Regions from separate parts of the Mus musculus genome. Here region 2 is linked to region 1. Evidence: chromatin loops called from intact Hi-C (ENCODE). Cell type or tissue: heart. All regions are shown on one strand.

Region 1 (8,000 bases):
CCATTTGCAGGCCTTTTGTCAGTAGCCTGGATGCCCCTGACTGACGAGGCCCTCCCTGTGCTATGATTTATTGAAATCGTCCCCCTACTCTGTGGCAGCCTTAGCTCATTTATTTTATTTCCCTCTCACACTCTGGTTTGACAGATCAATTGGGCACAGCCTGGCAGGGCACCATTCTAATTTTAAGGCACCGTGTCAGGTAGCTCGGTAAACGAATTGTTCACTGGGACACCGGTGTTCCCGGGAGATAATCAATATTTCTAGCTGTCCCTTCTTCCCTGGTAATGAATAGCCATCTACCTTAGCTGTCAAGCCCAGCTTCTGGGGGCTACCTGCTCCGCATTCCCCAAGCCTTCGTCTTACTCTCACCCTTTTGATGTCTGTATGAGAGTAACCCTGGGGGCCTGGAGAGAAAATGCTCACAAGAATTACCCCAGACCTGGAGGAAGGCCTGCTCCCTGTCTTGTTCTCTTGCCAGCTAACTGCTTTTGGACAAAGTTGGCTTTTGTTTCCTTATAACAACTGACAGGGGTTAGAAAAGTCTGTCTCTCAGAGAGCTCAAGGCCGGCCACTTTGGCCTTGATATCACTTCCAGTAAGGCTGGCCTCTACTGGAAGAGTCTGGATGGTTCTGGCCTTATTCTCCCTACTCCTGGGCTCAGGCAGGGTGAGTTGGAGCTGGCACTGTGGAGCTGGCTGGGTGCCCTTGGCTGTGTCTCCAATCCCAGATTCCATATTAGGCTTATCTGCCTGCCCTAGAGCCCTTCCCCCAATGGTCTAGCTGGCTTGGTTTTGATTTTTGGACTGTGCTTAGCATTTTGGCATCTTCTATTGAGTCATCCCTCTGCCTCCCGATCCTATACACACATCCCTAATGAGAACTTGGAACTGAGAACACAGGAGAGGAATTTCAAACTCAGAATCAGCCCAGAAACTACTGACCCCAGATGGTGCTGGATACGGCCAACTACCCAGGTCAGGATGAAGCTGGGCTGGAAGGTGGGGTGGGTGGGGCTTGGCCATCAGTCATCAGAGGAGGAGAAGAGCCTCTGTCCAAGGCTGAAGGCAAGGCTGCAAGCTTTGTGTGAGTGTAGGTGGGAGCCTTGGGTCGTAGCCTCAGATCACAGAACTATACTCTGTGGGCTAAGCCTCCCTTCTGTGACTTCCTATCCAGTGTCAGCATGACGAGACCCTGTCTCCCCTGAATGTGTCTGATGGTTCCCAAATGGCCAATGGCTAAGGTCGACTCACTGACTGGAGGGGGTCCAGACAGTTTAGGCCAGAGCTGGGCCAAAGGCCCGGAGTGACCTCAGGCAGTTCAGCTTTCCATCGGCTTGAGCCCTGACAAAGCACAGAGCGGCAGTTGCGGGACTTATAAAATCTGTGTCCCATGGCTGGGTATAGCAAGTCAGCACAGCTTAATGGGCTCAGGACCTAGGAGCTCACTACAAAGGCTTTGCTTGTGTATGTATAGGAGAGGCTATGTGGTGTCTTGAAAGCCGCTGGAAGCTTGGGTACTCCCCCCACCCCTGTTAGGAGGCGGGGCTAGCTTGTGGAGTCTCTTTGCTCTCATCGGGGGACTCATGGCGTTGGTTGGGGCTCACAGGACTGAATTCATTCTTGTCAGTGCAGATTTTTATAAACTGAGCTCACCACACATGCTTCATCTCTTTCACACAGCCTTTCTGCCTCTCCACTGTTGTAATCCATCCAAGGGGATTTGCATGAAGATGCTAACACAATGCCAGCGAATGTCAGGGACCAACTAGTCTTCAGTTCCTACCTCATGTGTTTTGTTGTAGTGACACACAGTAGACTCAGACACGAGGGGACTTAATTAGTCCAGATTATGTTTTGGTTATTATAATAAAATACATGAGCCAGGGTAACTTTATAAAGAAAAAAGGGTTTTACTTACCTGGCACTTTTGGAGGCTGAAAGTCAAGACAGGTGATCCTATTGGTTAGGTCTCTGGAGAATCCTTGGTGGGCTGAGGCAGGATTGAATGCTGAAGTAAGAGATTACATCTTCAGGCAGGAAGCCAAAGAGTGATGCATGAAACCAAAGCAGGGGATCTGGTGAGAACCTGATTGATGCAGGCTGGAGAAGGCCAACTGCCCAGGCTACAGTGAAGCTGGACTAGAGGGTGGAGTAGATAGCGGTCTGGTCATTGGAAGAGATTAAACTGTCCAAAATTAAACCCTAGGCCTCAGTCCTGAGCTATAAGCCCATACTCTCCCAGTGAGAACTCAGGCTGCTATGAGTCTACCCCAAGGCAACCTCATCATATGGGTTCAAGACATCCTAATGAGTATTGATAGGACAATGAAAATCAAGACCCCAGAGAAGGCAAAACTTATCTGTCACAAAAACTCGAGTTCTGGGTCCATCCTTGAACCTTGTCCCAGCTTCTACCTGTTGTCTTTGAAGTTTTTGACTATGGAGGCAGCACTAGTGGGGACAACAGCTGAAGCCCTGACTGGGCCAGAAGACCCACTCTGCGCTTGGAACTGGGTGATCTTGGCACATAACTCACCCTTAAGCCTAAGACAGCTGTGGAGCCCTAGCTGGATAGACACACACATTATGTCATACTTTTGGAGACCAGAGGTCACTGTCACTGAGCTGAAATGGAGATGTGGGCTGGGTCACACTGCCTCTGGAGATAGTAGGAGAGAATGTGTTGGTTGACCCTTCAGGCCCTTGGCTTGAGGGCACATCACTTCAGAGGTCGCCAGAATTCACTTCTCTATCTGTGTACATGTCTACTCTCCCTACGTCTCCTCTCCCTCTTGGAAGGTTGATTCCATTTGAGTTTCTCTGGGTGACCCAGGTATACCTCCCCTACGTCAACGTCCTTGATCTAATCACATCTGCCAAGCACTGTTCTGTCTTGGAAAGTGTCAGCGACAGGTCACAGGAGTCAGGACTCCATCTCTTCAGTAACTCCCTTTCAGCTACATGCAGAAAGTGAAATCTGAGCCGGAGAAGCAGTATACGACAGCACTCCAGTGGAGCACCCATGCACAGCAGCAACCTGGTCCTGCCTCAGGCAGATGTCACCCAGCACCTGGGAAGGCCAGACAGATGAGGCCACTTACACAGAACAGCTGGCCTTGCTGTTGGCACCGAAGGCTGTGTCTCCACTTGGGATTCTGTGAAGATCCCTGTGTCATAGTCTCGATATCCCCACCTCCCTTTCATACACACAGAGCTGTCTGCACAGTGTCCCACTATCAAGACCAGAGCTACACATTCAGAGGCCTTCAATGAGACAGCAGCAAACAGCATCCACCCTTGGCCTGGCTCTCATCCCTTTCCCCCATTCTCTCCCAGTGCTGTGGATTAAACTCAGGTCCTCATACATGATATGCAAGCATCCTACCCCTGAGCTACACCCCCCAATCTCCTTTCTCTCCTTCTACTATAAACACAGACAACAAGACATCTCTGTAAAGATGAAAGCAGCAGTATGGATGTAGCAGTGTGTGGCATATGGTACCCGCCTTGCCTCTGGCATAGGGTGGAACCAGAGACCCTATTTGAAGCAGGGGTTCCCCCTTACTTCTCTTGACCTTGCTCTGTCTCATAGGTAGCCTCATGGATCTGGAGCAGTTGAATGTATTAGCACCAAGAGAATTCAGATGATCATTTTTTATGAGAATTCTTAGGCATTTTAAAATGTGGCTTCAAATTTCGGGGGAAAAAAAAAGCACAGTATGGACCAAATAAAACAGGCCCCTCCCATTGGCCGTGGCTTCTGAGATGCAGAGGCTGAAGCGGTGTCAGTCTTCCCCACTAGGCTGCTTCCCTGGGGTACCCCTGGCTATACCTCAGAATGGAAACGAGGCAGGTGGTTCCCGCCCTGGGGACCTGCTTCCTTCTGGGTTGCTGTGCCCTCAAGCCAAGCTGTACACACTGCCCCAGGGCTGAAAGAAGTCAGACAGTCCTGTGCCAGTGACCTTGGCTGCCACCTCCTCTCCAGAAGCAGCGGGTGCCAAGCTTCTGCCCGCTGCTGTCAGGCTTGGGTGTCCTCCCTGATGGGCAGAAGTGACTCCACACCACGGGAGCTGCTTTGCCCTGCTGCTGCCAAGGCAGGCCTGGAGAGAGAGGATGAGGCACAGGCACCAACTGGCTTCTCCACGTGGCCGAGTGACTGGCCCACAGCCAGCCCTCCCCCTAGACAGGGAAGCCAATCCCTCCTGACTAGATGTCATCGGGTTACCTTCCCTTGAGTTCAGGTCGGAGTTTTCCAGGCTGCAGGGAGCCATGCAGGGTGAAGTGGGGGTGGGGATGGGGTTGGGGTGCGGGTGAGGCAGAGCTGATGCCCAGGTGCTTGCAGGGGGGGGGGAGCAGGTGATGGCTACAGCTCACCTAGGATCTAGACAATGTCCTGTATGCAGGGGACAGCCATAAAAGGTCTCTGGGGACCTGACTGAGCATCCTGCATGTTGGCAAGCCTGCTCAGGCTGCAGTGTGCTTGAGGTTGGAGGTGGGGTGCCATAGGGGTGGGGTAGAAGTGAGGTGTTAGGGGAATAGAGTAAAGGCTGTATGGATAAGCCTCTGGATGGGAAGGGAGGTGTAGGGACTCCCAGGCAGGGAGTTCACCAAGACTCAGTTCCATATACATGTGAGGTCTAGGTAGGGGACTCAGCACAGGTGAGGTCTGGGTCGTGGGGAGCGTGGAAGGAGATTTGAGAGACCAGAGAGGAGGTACAGTGGGGAGGGGGTGCAGACTTGCTGACAACCAGATGAGGGCGCCATTTGGCCCTGCACATAGATGTTCAGACCACACTCAGTCTTTTGAGGCAATTGCAATAACATCACAAACTCAGTGGCTTAAACAGCATGGCATAATCTCCGAGAGCCCTGCGGGGGGGGGGGGGGGATGTCCAGAATTAGAAGATGGGTCTGTGAGAGCCTTTTCCAGCCTCTTCCACCATCTGCCTGGTGGCTGCCGGCCTCCCTTGGCTTGTGGCTACATCATACTGATCTCTGTGACCACATAGATTACTTCCTCCTCTTCTGCTGGAGACAAGTCTCCCTCTTTCTCACCATTATGAAAGCATTTGTGATGACTTTTAGGGCCTTCTAACATAATTTTGGACAGCCTCCCCATCCCAAGGTGCTCAATCTAATCTCCTGTGGTAACAATGGTGGATTCTGGGGAATAAATTGTGGACACCCTGGGGCCAATGATTCAAGCCACATATCTAAGTGTTGAACCCTGGGGTCGCAGAGGAAGGTGAAGAGAGGGCTCTGGCTGGAGCTGGACTTAGGACTGAATCTGAGATCTGGCCTTGGTTCATATATCCATACCGGGACCCTTTGTGTCTGAATGAATTTCTTGAACTTCTTGCCAGAGCCCTGGGGTCTGGCTCTTTTGTGTGGTAACCCCTTTTCTTCCATGCCCTGTTGTGTCGGTTGGTCAGCTTACAGCACTGAATCTGGTACTCAGTGCCCTCTCAGTCCCCAACCCCATTCCTGCAGCCTGGGGACCCAAGGAAAGCACTGATTGTGAAACCTGAGGCATCTGGCCTGGGCGCCGGAAGGCGTATTTCAGAGCTGAGCACACCCTTGGCAGAGGCAGCAGTGTGCCTGTCCCGAGGGCTGGGCCCTTGGGAAAACTTTGGGAGATGCCAGGGTGGTGACGTGGCTTCACGCTGGGAAGGGTGGGTGGGAACTGGCTCTGGGAGAACCCGAGGCTGTACATTCCCTGGGGCCCTGAGTTGTCTAGGGACAGAACGTCAGCAGAGTTGGCAGGGCCCAGTCCCCTAGTCTGGCTGGCCTCCTGGGTTGGGGTCTGTGGTGTGGGAGTGCTGCCCTGTAAGTTCTTCTGAGGCTATAAAGGCAATAGCCATGCACGGGGCAGCTCAGGCCTCACCTCATCTCTCAATAGAGATATGATGGGGGTGGGGTGGGGGGAGAGTCAGTCTTCATAGCAGTCTATGCCTAGCACCCTGCCTGACTGGTGCTGACAGTCCTGTGTGCTTGGTTGCTCTCTTCTGCCTTCAGTTTCAATTTATCTGTGCCTCAGGACCCACACCCCATTTCTCATTTCTTCTATGAATCAGTGAGTTCTGATTCAGGGTTAAGGACCACCAGGAGACAGTGACCTGGGGAAGTCTTGGATTGTTGCTTTGGTTCTTGGATAGATGACCAATGTCATTTAGAGGATGACAATCTCAGTGTTGGCTTGGCTGTAGCCCCAACTCAGATGCAAGAGGCAGTTCTTGAAAATGACTGGCGTCTTTTGAAGGAGCTGTCTTGCTTTTACAGCTGCTCCCCAGCAAGCATGGGGGCAGTTTAGTGGAGGGCACGACATCGGCATCGTGTGAGAGCTAATTTGGTGCAGGGGAGAGTGTAAATGGGTAGGTCCTGTCTGGCTGAGTGACTGGTTCATTATAGGGCCTTGGGTAAGGTGTCCAACTGCTCTGTGACTCAGTTTCTCCATCTCTAAGTAGGTATAGCATTGAGCTGTTGGGGTGAGTCGAAATCGTCCTTATGTCTTTGTCCAGAGCCCCTGTCTTGCTACAGCGTTAGGATTCTAGGGATGTTGTTGTCTTGGAACCTCAGGTTCCCTCAGCCCTCACTGTCTCTTCTCTATTGCTGTCTCTTCTCCAGACACAATGAATCGATGCTTTGCCTTATGTGCCCTGGATTTGGGTTGCAAATGTCCCCCAAAGAGCTTTTCTGGCGGTACACAGTGACCATGCTGGTTTCCAGACAGCACACAGCTCAGAAATGAAGTGCCTTTCGCCTCACAGGTGTGCCTGGAGTTTAATTAATAAGGCTAGCCGTGTCTGGTGGTTATGCTGGCCTTTGGCTCACCAGGTCTGCTCTCTGCAGGTCTCCAATACAGCAATTGCAATTGCTGGAAGAGATGTGATGTCTCTGGGGATAAGTCTGCATGCAAATAACATTTGTGCCGGGGACAGAATTTTTTGGGTCTACTCAGACCATATCTTGGAGGGCTCGGGAGATGGCTGGGTTGATAAAATATATGCCCCACAAGTGTGAGGAATGGAGTCCAGAGCCCAGCACCCATATAAAACACAAAGAGGACCTGTCACCGGGCCTGTAAGCAAGTGTCTCAGAGGTGGAGATAAGGAATCCCTGAGGCAAGCTGGTGATAGACTAGGTGAATTGACAAGCTTCCAGCTCAGTGAGACCTTCTCTCTGAAGTAAAGTGGATGGGCTTTGTGTGTTACAGAGGTGTAGGCAGCAAGCCATCTATGGCCTGCTCCTGGACAAGTGTCTTTAGGAGAGACTCAGAGAGTCCAACACCAGCCCTGAAGTCAGCCACCATGATGGCAAAGACAGAAGAATACAGGTAGACACAGCTGAGAAACAGGACTGGGGCTCCAGACCTGAACGCGACTCACCCAGAGCAGCCGGAGACCTCTGACCACAGGCCCCGATTCCTCCCCAGATTCTCCGCAGGACAGCAGGCACTTCAGGCAGCCCCAAGCCTGAAGTGTTTTCTATAAAAATTTCCAATTTTCCTTGACCCATTTCTCTTTGAAATGAATCCCAACCAGCACTATGCACTTGGCTCCAAAGGAGCTCTGAGCTGGGGAAAGGCCATGCACTTAGGTGGAGGTGCTGATGTCTGCTTCTCTCCTCCCCCTCTTGGGCTTTATTTTTATTTTCTTTATTTTTCACCCTGTCTCTCTCAATCTCAAGCTCGAGCATCATGGAGCCAGGAAAGGGTGAAGATAGGAAACAGGGTCAGACCCCTCATCTGGCTTCTCTACTTATTCTAGGTCTTGAAGCTCAGAGATCACATGAGCCCCAGGGCTCTAGCCCCTATGGTTCCTTCAGCTTGCAACACTTGTCCTGGCCCTGGGCCTCCTGCTTAGCTGTCACCACCCCTAACTCCAAATGCAGTTCACCGAGGGAGGACTTGCCCAGGTTTGCAGACTGCAGCATGCTGTCTTCTATTCCAGCTTTCACACACAGAGGATGAACATTAAGCAAAGTCAGGCTACACTCTAGCAT
Region 2 (8,000 bases), 60 kb after region 1:
TGGTCCCTCTTGTCTTGGTTTCCCTCATGCAGGTAATTTATAGAGCGCTCTTATTCCAGTTCACACTTCAACACCTGTCACTATGTTCTCCTCCTGTTCCCACCCACCAATATTATCTTCCTGTCCCTGCATGCACCTGCCTCGTTTTCTACACCAGCTGCCCTTCTGCTGGGTCTTGGGTTCCCACTGCATCTCTTTCATAACTCCAAACCCTCCCAGCCCCAGGGTTCCTATGGGGCACTGGAGAAGCTGAGGCCACCCATGGCCACTCTCTTTGAGGGGTCTTCATCCAAGGGTGGAAAAGCAGTAAGTGCCACTATGAATCTATAAAAGATGTCAGAGCTGCTCACAATTGTCACTCCTGCTGAAGGGAAAAGAATGCTGTCTTGGGGAGGATTGAAGGAGGAGTATAACCTTTTCAAGCGCTATTTTTAATGATGGTTTTTAAACACTTTAACCTCCCTTGTAGCCCACCACCCACCAGAGGTAGTGGAAAAGAAAGAATGCAGGGGAGGTGTGTCTATTTAGAAAGAGTGCTTTGGAGCAACTCCCGTCTGTGTTATCCGGAAACCAGGCGTCAGCAACGGCAGCTCAATCCACTCACAAACACTATGGATATACCAGCAGTCCAGTTCGGTAGAGTTGGGATAGCAAATATGAATCAGTAGTGGTGGCTCTACCTAGCAGAGAGACACCCAGGTCTCATCCTCTGTACAAGTCAGCAGGAGGGACCTGGAGGGATGCCAGGAGAAATTGTCTGCTGTGCCTCTCTCAGTGAAGTGAAGATCAGCGAAGATGAGAGACCAACAACCATTGTATAGCTAGCTGTACCAGCAAGCCCAGCTCTGCCACCATCACTGTCCATCAAGTTCTATTTATATCCCTCCAAACATCATGTGAGTCTGACTTAACAAAACTCTACCTGAGTCTGTCTCAGCTAACATCACTCTGTTAATCATCCCAAGTCAGTGGAAGCAGCAAAAAAGCCACAACCAGAAGTTTTGGGATGCAGTTCTTTCTAGGTTCTGAAAAATATAGCTCAACTACACAACATAAGGAGGACCAATGCATGCATGTTGTTAGCAAAGAATCCTTCATCACATGTCCTTTTACATATTTGCTCTAGCAAAACATCCTTTTTCCTGTGTCTGCTCCGGGAAAACACTCCTTCACATGTTTGTCCCAGAAAACACCATCCAACACAACTGACTCTCCAAAGAACCCTTACATCTCCACTTCAGAGGAGAGTCTTAAAACATAGGATGGAAGGAGTAAGGGTCTTCTTAAGGAGGAGACATCCTAGCTGGCACAGGATGAATGGGAGAAACAGAATAATTCCTGGGAGAGTGGACAGGATAGTCTTCTCCTGTCATGAAACAGTAAACGTCTATAGGTTTTAGTCCCTGCCCTGATTTACCTCATATTGTCCCCAGTGTTTAATAAGGGCGATGTAGGTGACACATGGAGATTGTATCAGTAGTCTTTGCATTAAGATGGCAAATACCAGAGTGAAGGGGGCAGGATTTGGGGTCATGGGTTTCGGGCCATCATCACTTGGCCTGTTGTCCAGGCTATACTGTGTCAGCTCATGTCATGGAGCATGTGGAGGAGGAAGCTGCTCATCCCATGGCCACCGAGAATCATAGAGAGTCAGGAAGGGGCCAGGATCCCAACAGCCCCACCAAGGATGCATTCCAGGTAACCTAAGTTCCTTTTACAAGGCCACCATCTCCCAGCAATGACACAGGCTGGAGCCAGAGCCTTGATCATATGGCGTATGGGCCAGGTATGAGGCAAACTCTGCTGAAAGTGAGATTAAATAATGGCCTCCTCTTTCACTCCTCTGAGCCCAGTGAGAAGGCAGGCATCAAGACCGTAGACTGGCTACCTTCCCTCTGGGAAGTCTGGAGTCTCCTCCAGGGTGTGGTCATGAGCTAATGTAGTGCAGGAGCAGAAAAGTGAAGAGGCCAACCCAGCAAAGGCACTGACATAGACTTGCACAGACTCCCGTAAGCCCTCAGGCATCCTTGCACTACAGGGCTGTCACCAGCCCTGTCACATTCTGCTTTATAGGCAAGAGACCAAGTGTCTTTTCTACCAATTTTGGTTCTCCTGAACCAGCCCTTGTGCAGGTGGAGCATGGTGTATCCCCTAGGCCATGTCAATAATATTGGAAAGGTTGGATGTGGTGGTACATGTCTCTAATTCCATCACAAAGGGGATAGAAGTAGAAGTTCAAAGACATCCTGGTCTACAGAATAAGTTCTAGGACAGCCTGGGGTACAGAGTAAGACCCTATCCAAAGAGCAATAGGACAAACCAAACCAAACCAAACCAAAAAACCAATATTGGAGAACACACCCAGACATTGCTGTGACATGTATTATTATTGCAAGATCATGCTACTCCTGAAATAGGGATGATTATTCTCGTTGTTGTTGCTACAAACAGGGTCCCATGTGTCCCAGGCTGGTCTTGCCACCATCTGTAGCCAAGAATAACCTTGAACTCCTTATCCTTTTGCTTGCATCTCCTGAGTGCTAGGAGTGAGCAGCACAGTGGCAGGGTTGGGGGATCAAACACACCCCAACAGAAGACTCAGCATGGGAAGCAGATTCAGAATCGTCACTCTCTAAGGAAAGATTCTAGGACTGGATCTTGGCCTGGGCTCAGGTCTAGCTCCCCGTCACTGTCAATGTAGCTTGGTGGACTCGATCTTTCTGTTTTTTCATTGCTCCCTGTTGATCGTCTGAGTCCACTTTGGGCTACTATCACAAAATGCCTCAGCCTGGGTTACTTATTGAGGAAAGATGCTTGTTTTTGCTCACCATTCTGAGGAATGAAAAGTTCAAGCAACATTCTGGCGATAGCACCCCCTGGCGGTGTCACAACATATCAAATGGCATCATAGAGAGTATATTCCGGAGGAAGAGATTGCTGCACAAGAGAAGAAGCCAAGATGAGGGTCCACATGCCCTCTTTAATAACAGCTGGTCCCCAGGAGGAATAACCTAGTCCCAAGAGCCCTGCCCCACTTCCACCCGATGCCACTGATTCTTTAATGAGCCCGGAGCCCGTGTGACATGATTACTACTCCTCTAGGCCCCATGTCTCGAGATCCTGCCGTCCCAATAACTCTGTGTTGGGAACCTTGCTTCCAGCTCTTGAGGCCTTTCAGGGACAAGCCAAGGGGCAATGAGAACAACAAGGAGCCCCTCCTCTTAGTGAGAACCGAGCACAGTTTCATCACTGTGAAGGGCTGTGCACATGTCTTTGTCCTAGAGGTCACTCTGAGGATGCTCGAAGGTGCAGACCTCAGTCCATGGGCTCAGCACCCTTGCTGTACAGAGCTTATGTAGGTGGGCTTGCCCAATGTCAACCACCCATTCCCCTGGGTGGTGGCTGCCTCAGGCTTGTCTGGGTAGGAACTTAGCTCCCCTGCTCCTATCCTCTCCCCAAGTCTGTTGATCTGCTTTCAGCATCTTTCCTTTGCCTTCTAGAGACTCTCAGGTCAGGACTCTTGGACATGGTTTCTGCTGTGTCATCTTTATCAAAGCAAAGAGAACTCCAGATGCCATCTGGAAGGGTCCCCAAGCAAGGAAATGCCAGGAACCAACTATCTTTTGTTTACTCATTCAAAAGATAGGCTCCAGTGATAGACACATGGGAGAGGGGAGGGTCAGCTAACCAGGCATGGCTGCTGGGGCCTCTGTCTTTTCTCTAACATCTGTCAACACCCTCCCCCTCCCGGGGCGCCGTGTGTGTGTGTGTGTGTGTGTGTGTGTGTGTGTGTTGCTGGGAGAGGGAGCTGCCAAAGTGGAAAGAGAAACTACAGGTAGCAGGTATCCTCCTGCCTCAGCAGGAGATGGGCAGCATTCAAAGTTCATCACCCTGACTGCATTAGTAATGAGGATGGAACATGAGGTCATGTGAACTATGGGCCGAGGGCCAAGTGGGGCAAAGGTTATTAGGTCATTAGGTCAGGCTGGCAACCCAGTATGGCTGGGAAGGCCCTGAAGGCCAGAGCTGTAGTCACTAGGAAGTTGATCTAGGACCTTTTAGGAACTAGTTGCTGGCCAGAGCTCCCTAGGAGAAGCAGGAATATCAGGGCCAGAGTTTAGCTTGTGTTAAGGTTAGGATCATTGTGAGGAAAATAAGGGTGGTCTTCATGATTGATGAGGTGGAGTATCTGCCTGGATGCCAACTCTCACTGGGACACAAAAGGGCAGTAGGGCAAGGTTCAGGTGGTCCCAGGCCTGGGGGCAGCAGACCCCACTGCTGTGTGCTGAGCTAGCTGGAACAGGCCTGAAGTTACAAGGAGTCAGATTTTTAGGGAGAGCTGATCCATCTACCTGATCCTGGGTTTTGGGAGTTCTCTACCAAGGGCTGGGGTTTGAAGAAGGTGTTCTAAAATATAATGCCCAGGATCCCTGTGATAGCTAATCTTGGTTGTCCCTCACACACTGGGAAGAGAGAATCACAGTTGAGGAATTGTCTCCATCAGATTGGCCTATGGGTCTGTGGAACTGCTAAATGATGGAGAGAAGCCCAACCCACCCCTAGGCTGTGTAAAGAAGCAAGATGAACAGAAACAGGAAGCAAGGCAGTAAGCAGAGACTCTCCATGGCCGTCTCTTCAGCTCCTCCTGACTGGTCCTACCTTGACTTCCGCAATAATAGCCTAAAACCCTTGCCTGCCCAGGTTGTTTTCAGTCAGTGTTTTATCATAGAAACAGGAGAGCAAATTGGGGGGCCCCCTCCCCACAAAAAATCATTGTGATAAGAGTAATGTCAGCAACAATAACTACCACGCTGGAGGTGAAGTTGGCATTTCCAAAAGAGCTTTATAAAGCCTCATTGCTTTGGAAGGGCCTGACGCACGTGGTTTGGCTAAACAACTCTGCCAGCTTGGCATTGCTGCTGCAAGAGATGCCTCAGACCAATTCTAGCCTCCTGGTGACTCTAGTGGCCACTACAGGCGATGCATAGCAGAGTCATTCTGTGCTGCCTTGGGGAGTGGGGTCAGAAGGCTACCCTCTGAGACCTTTAAGGCCCAAGAAGTCATCAGGCTGGCAAGTGGCCTGGTGACCTGGGTCCCAGCATGCCCTCTCTCAGTACACCTAGGTGACCCAAGGATGGCCCCATCTCTAAATTTCTCAAGAGAAGCTAGATGTTCTCAGTGATTTTCAATGTGAATTCTTCCAAGTTTCAAATGCTGTCAACCAAATTAGGTATTTTTAAAAAGTGCCTCGGGGCCCCAAGGAGTACCCCTTCAGTCTGTTGTTTCCCTGGGGCTGCCTTTGTGTGACCCTGAGCAAGATGAGGGCAGAAGGTGGTGTCTAGTTCCTTCCCCAGGGAAGGATTTTTTCCTATGGAAATTACCATCTTCTTTGCTTCCCAAGGTGGCTCTGAAGGTGAGCTGTCCCTGCGCGCTGAAAATGCAAAGAAATAAATGCATGAAAATAGATCAGCAATCCCTCAAGCCCTGTGTCAGGTTGAAGTCCCAGGCGGCTCCTCTGGAGGCATCAGGATGGCCCTGAATCATCTCCAGGCAGCCGAGTTGGAGCAACGCTCAGCTCTGCATGGGCCCTGCCTGCAGGGCTCACCCATTCCCTGTGCCTAGAGTAGCCCTGAACAGGACCTTCCATATTTGTGCATGTGTGCATAAGGGTGCATTGCATGCACATGTGAGCATATGACTATGCACTTCAGATGTGTAGTTGTGTGTTTTAACTGTATATATATATATATATATATATATATATATATATATATGTCTATGCCAGCATGGTGTGTGTGTGTGTGTGTGTGTGTGTGTGTGTGTGTGTGTATAGACACACACACAGCACACACAGGTTTATATGCATATGTTATAGGTAGTATGTGTGTACACCACACACATACACACACACACACACACACACACACACACACACACATACATATGTTGGGGAGGAAAGGATTTATTCAGCTTACAATTCCATACTGCTGTTTATCACCAAGGAAGTCAGGACTGGAACTCAAACAGGTCAGGAAGCAGGAGCTGATGCAGAGGCCATGGAGGGATGTTCTTTACTGGCTTGCTTCCTCTGGCTTGCTCAGCCTGCTCTCTTATAGAACCAAGACTACCAGCCCAGAGATGGTCCCACCCAAAAGGGGCCTTTCCCCCTTGATCACTAATTGAGAAAATGCCTTACAGTTGGATCTCATGGAGGCATTTCCTCAACTGAAGCTCCTTTTTCTGTGATAACTCCACCTGTGTCAAGCTGACACAAAACTAGCCAGTACACATATGTACATATATATATATGTATGTATGTATATATGTGTATATATATATACATATATATATATACATACACACACACATAGGTTATGGGTAGTGTTTGTATGTGTATATGGGTTTATATACATATGTTATAGGTAGTGTGTGTGTATATAGGTTTATATACATGTTATAGGTAGTAAATAGATAGATAGATAGATAGATAGATAGATAGATAGATAGATAGAGGTTTATGTATGTTATAGATTGTGTGTGCATATATATATGTTATAGGTGGTGTGTGTATATATATATATATACATATATATGTGTGTTATAGGTGGTGTATACAGGTTTATATGCATGTTATAGGTAGTGTGTATGTGTGCATACATGTGTGTGTGTATGCATGCGTGTGTGTGTGTGTGTGTGTGTGTATTACACTGTAAGTTTGCCATGTTAAAGGTAAGCTGCAGAGCATGAAGTATCTGTCTGGTTTTCCTACACACACAGGGTTTATTATCTGTAAAATGGAGTAATTTGTACTGAAGGTGTCCACTATGTGACTGAGTGGAGAGATTTGCTGGGTAGCAGGAACAGGACCATATGCCGAGCTGCCTAGTATCTTCACAAGTGGCTCCCCTCAGATGTTTGGTCTCACCAGTGTGAAACAGACAGGAATCAATGCAGACAGGTAGAGGCTGTGGGCGTGGCATCTTGGGCTCTGGTCTTGATGGTACTGCAGACCTTTACCCTCAGCTGAGATCTCTCAGGCTCTACTTCTGAGCTTGATCGGTGTGTAGCTAGGTACTGACCTTTTGGGGGTAGGCAGGAGTTCCCTCCTGGGGCAGACTGAAGAGATCCCTGAGCAATTCCATCAGGATCAGGGTGGGGGGCAAAGTTCCCCTGGTGGAGAAGGGGTCAGGCATGAAGGTCCTGATCCAGCATAGAGATATCAGACTACTGGAGTCCTTGAAAGGTTGAGAGTTCTGGGAGAAAAGTTAGGAGTGAGGGGACACTGGACACTACTCACTGCCTGGGCTGAGTCTCAGCTTCCCCATTTATAGCAAGAGGCAATGCCATCCTGTAGCAACAGCCTTTAGACAGTGGGTTGCTCTTAGCCTTTTAGGGAAGTGTGATAAAGGCTGGCACTGCCACATCACTCCTGAGCTTCCTCTGTGTCTGTCCCTAATGTGCTTTTGTCAGTGTCAGGAGATCACCATGGTCCTTGATGCTTTCTGCTTGGTGCTGGGTGAAGGTTGGACTTGAAACCACTGAGGTGTTAGTACGGAGCGTTTGTCACTATTGCCCTTCTCTGGACGTCTAAATGGGCACAATGCCCCAGATTTAGGGTGCTGTGAGTTTTATATGAGACAATGGTCACCCTAACGCCATCCTGATACCTGGCTGGTAACTGAGTTGTGCCCAAATGGGTTCTGTCTTTCTGTAATGCCCCAAATGGGTGAGGGGTGATGGGTGGCTACCAAAGAAGGTGTCCTTTCCTTCCAGGAGTCTCCCAGGGCAACCTGGACAGCCTCAGCAGAGCCCTAGGCGTCCTGGAGGAGCGCATCAACAGCTCACGGCGGAGGGTGCGCAGGCATGCCACGGACGATGACTACAACATTGAGGTCCTGCTGGGTGTGGATGACTCGGTGGTCCAGTTCCATGGGAAGGAGCACGTGCAGAAGTACCTGCTGACACTCATGAACATTGTGAGTCAAGGCTCAGGGGTGCAG

The links. A loop is a pair of places that touch in the nucleus more often than their neighbours do. Peaks named below come from ENCODE experiments on the same cell type or tissue, not always from the same donor. Only the 100,000 strongest peaks of a DNase experiment are listed, where the experiment ranks them.
Region 2: a loop joins it to region 1, with 1.8 times the contacts of the local background. A loop is called at or near these places in 5 of 42 quality-filtered maps.

What each region holds. Positions count from the first base shown.
Region 1 is chr11:50,669,000-50,676,999 of GRCm38, forward strand. The region is part of intron 3 of Adamts2 (a disintegrin-like and metallopeptidase (reprolysin type) with thrombospondin type 1 motif, 2); the gene reads left to right. Among named protein-coding and RNA genes, the nearest start is that of Gm39819, 25 kb to the right of the region's middle. In heart, CTCF peaks have their summits at 587 (motif pointing left), 3,014 and 4,751 (motif pointing right); DNase peaks (open chromatin) are centred at 702, 1,182, 4,052, 5,592 and 4 weaker places; H3K27ac peaks cover 628 bases; H3K27me3 peaks cover 439 bases.
Region 2 is chr11:50,729,393-50,737,392 of GRCm38, forward strand. It overlaps Adamts2 (a disintegrin-like and metallopeptidase (reprolysin type) with thrombospondin type 1 motif, 2), which reads left to right. Exons shown (of 22, transcript NM_175643.3): 4 at 7,774-7,976. Among named protein-coding and RNA genes, the nearest start is that of Gm39819, 36 kb to the left of the region's middle. In heart, CTCF peaks have their summits at 2,876 (motif pointing left) and 4,968; a DNase peak (open chromatin) is centred at 4,909; H3K27me3 peaks cover 408 bases.